2 separate regions of the Homo sapiens genome follow, and region 2 is linked to region 1. A link is an interaction called in ENCODE POLR2A ChIA-PET data of the cell type or tissue named here. Cell type or tissue: endothelial cell of umbilical vein. All regions are shown on one strand. Each heading gives the region's core, and the rest is flanking DNA. Links, peaks and the distances in the headings are about the cores only. Region 1 has its middle 13 kb from the start of CENPV. Region 2 overlaps PIGL (phosphatidylinositol glycan anchor biosynthesis class L).

The links. Peaks named below come from ENCODE experiments on the same cell type or tissue, not always from the same donor. Only the 100,000 strongest peaks of a DNase experiment are listed, where the experiment ranks them.
Region 2: POLR2A ChIA-PET joins it to region 1 with 14 read pairs; 6 of 35 experiments call an interaction of 5 or more read pairs at or near these places.

What each region holds. Positions count from the first base shown.
Region 1 is chr17:16,339,210-16,342,127 of GRCh38, reverse strand. No RefSeq gene overlaps it. Among named protein-coding and RNA genes, the nearest start is that of CENPV, 13 kb to the left of the region's middle. In endothelial cell of umbilical vein, for the core only: no CTCF peak of the experiment used is centred there; no DNase peak of the experiment used is centred there.
Region 2 is chr17:16,234,841-16,237,758 of GRCh38, reverse strand. The region is part of intron 2 of PIGL (phosphatidylinositol glycan anchor biosynthesis class L); the gene reads right to left. Among named protein-coding and RNA genes, the nearest start is that of PIGL, 19 kb to the right of the region's middle. In endothelial cell of umbilical vein, for the core only: no CTCF peak of the experiment used is centred there; a DNase peak (open chromatin) is centred at 1,338.

The sequences.
Region 1 (2,918 bases), core at 174-2,673:
GCCAATGTGTTGAGACCCCGTCTCTACTAAAATTACAAAAATTAGCTGGGCATGGTGGCATGTGCCTGTAGTCCCAGCTACTTGTGAAGCTGAGGCAGGAGAATCACTTGAACCCAGGAGGCAGAGGTTGCAGTGAGTGGAGATTGCACCACTGCACTCCAGCCTGGGTGATGGAGCGAGACTCCATCTACAAAAAAAAAAAAAAAGGCTGGGCACTGTGGCTCACGCCTGTAATTCCAGCACTTTGGGAGGCCAAGGCAGGTGGATCACCTGAGATCAGGTGTTTGAGACCAGCCTGGCCAACATGGTGAAACCCTGTTTCTACTAAAAATGCAAAAATTAGCCAGGCGTGGTGGCGGGCGCCTGTAATCCCAGCTACTCAGGAGGCTGAGGCAGGATAATTGCTTGAATCCAGGAGGCAGAGGTTGCAGTGAGCCAAGATTGCGCCACTGCACTCCAGCCTGGCTGACAGAAAAAGACTCTGTCTCAAAAAAAAAAAAAAAAAAAAAAATTGTGAATGGTTACAATCCATGTGAGCTGTAAAGATAATAAGAGCTCTAAGAGTTCAAAGGAGAGAACTCAGGGAAGCCTTGAGGAGAGTACGATTTGAGTCTATCTTTAAAAAGTTAAATCAGCTTCTAATTTCTTTTTCAGTTGTAAAATACACATAAAATTTACCATAAACTGTTAATTTATTTAGAGACAGAATCTCTCTCTTTAGTTATTTTGAGACTGTCTTGCTCGGTCACCTAGGCTGCAGTGCAATACATGAACATGGCTCACTGTAACCTTGACTTAGACTTGAGATCTCCCCCCTCTTAGCTTCTGGAGTAGCTGGGACTACAGGTGTGTGCCACCACATCCGGCTAATATTTTTTGTAAAGACAAGGTCACTCCATGTTGCCCCGGCTGGTCTCAAACTCCTGGGCTCAAGCAGTCCTCCTGCCTCGGCCTCTCAAAGTGTTGTGATTACAGGCATGAGCCACTGCACTTGGCCTTAACCATTTTTAAGTGTACAATTCAGCAGTGTTAAGTACATTCACATTGTTGTGTAGCCATCATTGCCATCCATCTCCAGAACTCTTCACCTTGCAAAACTGAAACTCTGTACCCATGAAACAACAACTTTGATCCTATTTTTAAAGGAAGCAAGATTTCAGCTGGGCATGGTGTCTCACGCCTGTAATCCCAGCACTTTGGGAGGCCGAGGCTGGTGGATGGCCTGAGATCTGGAGTTCAAGACCAGCCTGGCCAATGTGGTGAAACCCTGTCTCTACTAAAAATACAAAAATTAGTTGGGCATGGTGGCGGGCGCCTGTAATCCCAGCTACTCGGGAGGCTGAGGCAGAATTGCTTGAACCCGGGAGGCAGAGGTTGCAGTGAGCCGAGTTCGTGCCATTGCACTCCAGCCTGGGCAACAAGAGCAAAACTCCGTCTCAATCAATCATTCAATCAATCAATCAATAAAGGAAGCAAGGTTTAAGGAGACAGGAGAAGTAACTGAACAGGTACGCACACATGCAAAAGCCAGGCTGAAGCTGCATGTGGTGGTGCACACCTGTAGTTGCAGCTACTTAGGAAGCTGAGGGCCACATGAGCCCAGGAGTTTTGAGACTGCAGTGAGCTATGATGGTGTCATGCATTCCACCCTGGGAGACACAGCAAGACCCCATCTCAAAAAAAAAAAAAAAAAAAAAAAATTGGCTGAATTGGAGGCTTTTAATGGGAAGAAGTAATGAAGATATCAGAAAGGTATGTTGAGGATAGACTGGATGGTCTTGGATATTAGGCTCAGGAATTTGGCCTTTATTTTGCAGGCATTGGGAAGCTGTGACCACCTCTGAACAGGATGAATAAAGCCTGGCCTCATATAGTCTTCTGATTGGTTGCCATCTCCCTCTCTTCTTAACTTCACATTGCTCCATATTACTAACATATTAGCTTTCCTCAAACATTCCTGCCATTACCAAATACTGAGTACAAATAATGGCAAATGCTTAATAAATATTTGCTCTTTGCTTTAGGGAAATTACTCATGAAATGATTTGTGAGGTAGACTAGACAAGGAAAAAGAACAGGGAGAGGGAATAAAGATCTCAGAACAAAGGTCTCTGAGGAAAAAAAAAAAAAATTAAAAAAAAATGCCGAGTGTGGTGGCTCACACCTGTAATCCCAGCACTCTGGGAGGCCAAGACCGGTGGATCACCTGAGGTCAGGAGTTCAAGACCAGCCTGGCCAACATGGTGAAACCTCGTCTCTACTAAAAATACAAAAATTAGCTGGGCGTGGTGTTGGGCATCTGTAATCCCAGCTACTCAGGAGGCTGAGGCAGGAGAATGGCTTGAGCCCAGGAGGCAGAGGTTGCAGTAAGCTGAGATGATGCCACTGCACTCCAGCCTGGAAGACAGAGTGAGACTCTGTCTCAAAAACAAAAAACAAACAAACAAAAAAAATACAGATGGCCAGGCCAGGCATGGTGGCTCACACCTGTAATACAGCACTATGGAAGGCTGAGGCAGGAGGATTGCTTAAGCCCTAGAGTTCAAGACCAGACTGGGCAATGTAGTGAGACCCCCCCATCTCTACAGGAAACAATAAAATACAATAAAAATGGCAGTTTCTCAGTTTGCTGTGCTGGGTTCTATGTGGTCACTGTCTCTTCAGAATCACTGATGGCCAGGTTCACTCTTCAAGACTGGAAGCAGCACGCACAAGGATGGGATTTTCGAGGCCAGAACTCCAGGTATTTTTAATTTTTTTTAATTTTAAAATTATACAGGGGCCAAGCACGGTGGCTCACACCTGTAATTCCGGTACTTTGGGAGAACATGGCAAAACCCTGTCTCTACTAAAAATACAAAAAATCAGGCTGGGCGCGGTAGCTCATGCCTGTAATCCCAGCACTTTGGGAGGCCAAG
Region 2 (2,918 bases), core at 138-2,637, 100 kb after region 1:
GGCATGATCTTGGCTCACTGCAGCCTCCACCTTCTGGGTTCAGGTGATCCTCTCACCTCAGTCACCCAAGTAGTTGGGATTTCGGGCATGCCACCATGCCCAGCTAATTTTTGTATTTTTAGTAGAGACGGGGTTTCACCACGTTGCCCAGGCTGGTCTCAAATTCCTAGGCTCAAGCGATCTGTCCACCTCGGCCTCCCAAAGTGCTTGGATTACAGGTAGGAGCCACCACACCCAACCAGAGATTCCATTGTAAATATCAATGACGTTAAACAAAACCCCTGAAATATTAACTTTGAATTGTAATCATCTGTATATATTTCTGATTTTTTTCCTTTAAAAAAAAAAATAGGCCAGGCGCAGTGGCTCACGTCTGTAATCCCAGCACTTTGGGAGGCCGAGGAGGGCGGATCACTTGAGGTCAAAAGTTCAAGACCAGCCTGGCCAACATGGCGAAACCCCTTCTCTACTAAAGATACAAAAATTAGCCAGGTGTAGTGGTGTGTGCCTGTAATCCCAGCTACTCAGGAGGCTGAGGCAGGAGAATCACTTTAGCTCAGGTGGCGGACGTTGCAGTGAGCTGAGATGGCACCACTGCACTCCAGCCTGGGCGACACAGCAAGACTCCATCTCAAAAAAAAAAAAAAAAAAAAAAAAGCCAGGTGTGGTGGTGAGTGCCTGTAGTCCCAGTTACTCGGGAGGCTGACACAGGAGGATTGCCTGAACCCAGGAGTTCAAGGCTACAGTGAAGTGTGATCACGCCAGTTCACTCCACCCTGGGTAACAGTGAGATCCTGTCTCTAAAAAATACAAAAGCACATAAAAAACATACATCTTAGCTCTGTCCACTATAAAGGTCAAGTAGCAATGAGAAATAATAACACTATAGCGGCCAGGCGTGGTGGCTCATGCCTGTAATCCCAACACTTTGGGAGGCTGAGGCAGGCAGGTCACCTGAGGTCAGGAGTTCGAGACCAGCCTGACCAACATGGTGAAACCCCTGTCTCTACTAAAAATATAAAAATTAGCTGGGCATGGTGGCGTGTACCTGTAATCCCAGCTACCCAGGAGGCTGAGGCAGGAGACTCGCTGGAACCAGGGAGGCAGAGGCTACAGTGAGCCAAGATCGCACCACTGCACTCCAGCCTGGGCAACAGAGCAAGACTCTGTCTAAAAAAATAAATAAATAACACTATTGCAATGAACACTCCTACTATGCTGGTTATGGACTCTAAATACCATTCCCTACTAAGACAAACAAAGGCTCTTTGGAGAAATGGCTGATTTCAGAATTGGAGCAGGAAAGTATACAAGATAGTACTGGAAAATCTCATTGTACTTGAAAGAAAGGAAGGAAATCATAAAAGACAGAGGTCATATGAAAAGGACATATAAGCCAACATGGAGAGACTCTCTGGCCAAACATAAGACAATTTAGTATTAAAGAACATATGACTGAACCTGAAACACCGAATACATAAAAACGCGTAATTTCCTAATGAAAGTTAGGTGTCCTCCCATTCAAGAAACAAACAATAGATCACGACTGTAGGTGTACGGCGTATCAACTCTTTATTCTGAAAAATGTCAATTAAGGGGAAAAAATTAAGCACCTATCCTGTTTTTTTGTTTCAAATTATTATACATAGCAGGGTAACTAAGTAGCCTTAATTAATAGTGAAGATTCTGTTTTACAAAAGAATTATAGATAGTACACATAGAATATGTGAGACTATTGGAAACTAAGCATTTTGCAACTTCTAGGTAATTAATGATTCAGGCAATAGGCATGAGAACATATGAAAGTTTGACGGGGGTCTTTAAAATAAAGGGAGTCATTGCCATCTGAACTCACTGATCAACTGTAGATTCACTATAGGTCTAACAGATAGTACGTGTCTCCTGATATGATGCAAAGTACATAGTACAGCCTATGAAATATTCTTGCCCCCCAAAAAGTTAGACCCAAATCTGATTTGCCGTGTGCAAAAAAAAAAAAAAAAAAAGACCGGACACAGTGGTTCATGGCTATAATCACAGCACTTTGGGAGGCCGAGGCAGGTGGATCACCTGAGGTCGGGAGTTCAAGATCAGCCTGGCCTGGCCAATATGGTGAAACCCCATCTCTACTAAAAATACAAAAAATTAGCCAGGTGTGGTGGTGGATGCCTGTAATCTCAACTACTTGGGAGACTGAGGGGGGAGAACCGCTTGAATCCAGGAGGTGGAGGTTGCAGTGAGCCGAGATGGCACCACTGCACTCCAGGCTGGGCGGGAACAGAGTGAGACTCCGTCTCAAAAAAAAAAAAAAAAAAAAAAAAAAGAACGTAGACATACAGGAAACAAACAGATAAATCCAGAATGCAGGACATTCTGTATGACAACATAATTCAGTTTCTTCAACAAATCCACTGATTTGGAGAAAAGGGTAATTAAATGCAGAATATCAACCAACTATAATGTGTGGTCCTTGTCGAAATCCTGATTTGAGTAAACCAATTGTAAAAGGAAATCTTTGAGCTACCTGAAGAAATTCTGATATGGACTGGGTGTTGGTGGACACCAAAGAATTACTGTTATTGTTAATATTGTTAGATGTAATGATAATGGCTGTCTGTAGCTAGATGAAAAGTGTCCCATCTTCTTAAGAGATGCAGACCTAAGTACCTTGGGGTAAAAAACCTGGTGGTTGGAGTTTTCTTTAAAATGTTTCATATACACAAAAGATGTTAAGTTAGGGATAGGTGAAGAAACAAGCACTGTATAGTAAAGTCTCGATAATCAGTGGGTTTAGGTAATAGGCAAATGGGGGTTTATGATACTATTCTTTATACTTTTGTATGTTTTTGAAATTTATAATAAAACTTTTTAAAGCTATAGATGTAAAGAGAAGTACCCATGTCAGGAAAAAAAATCCG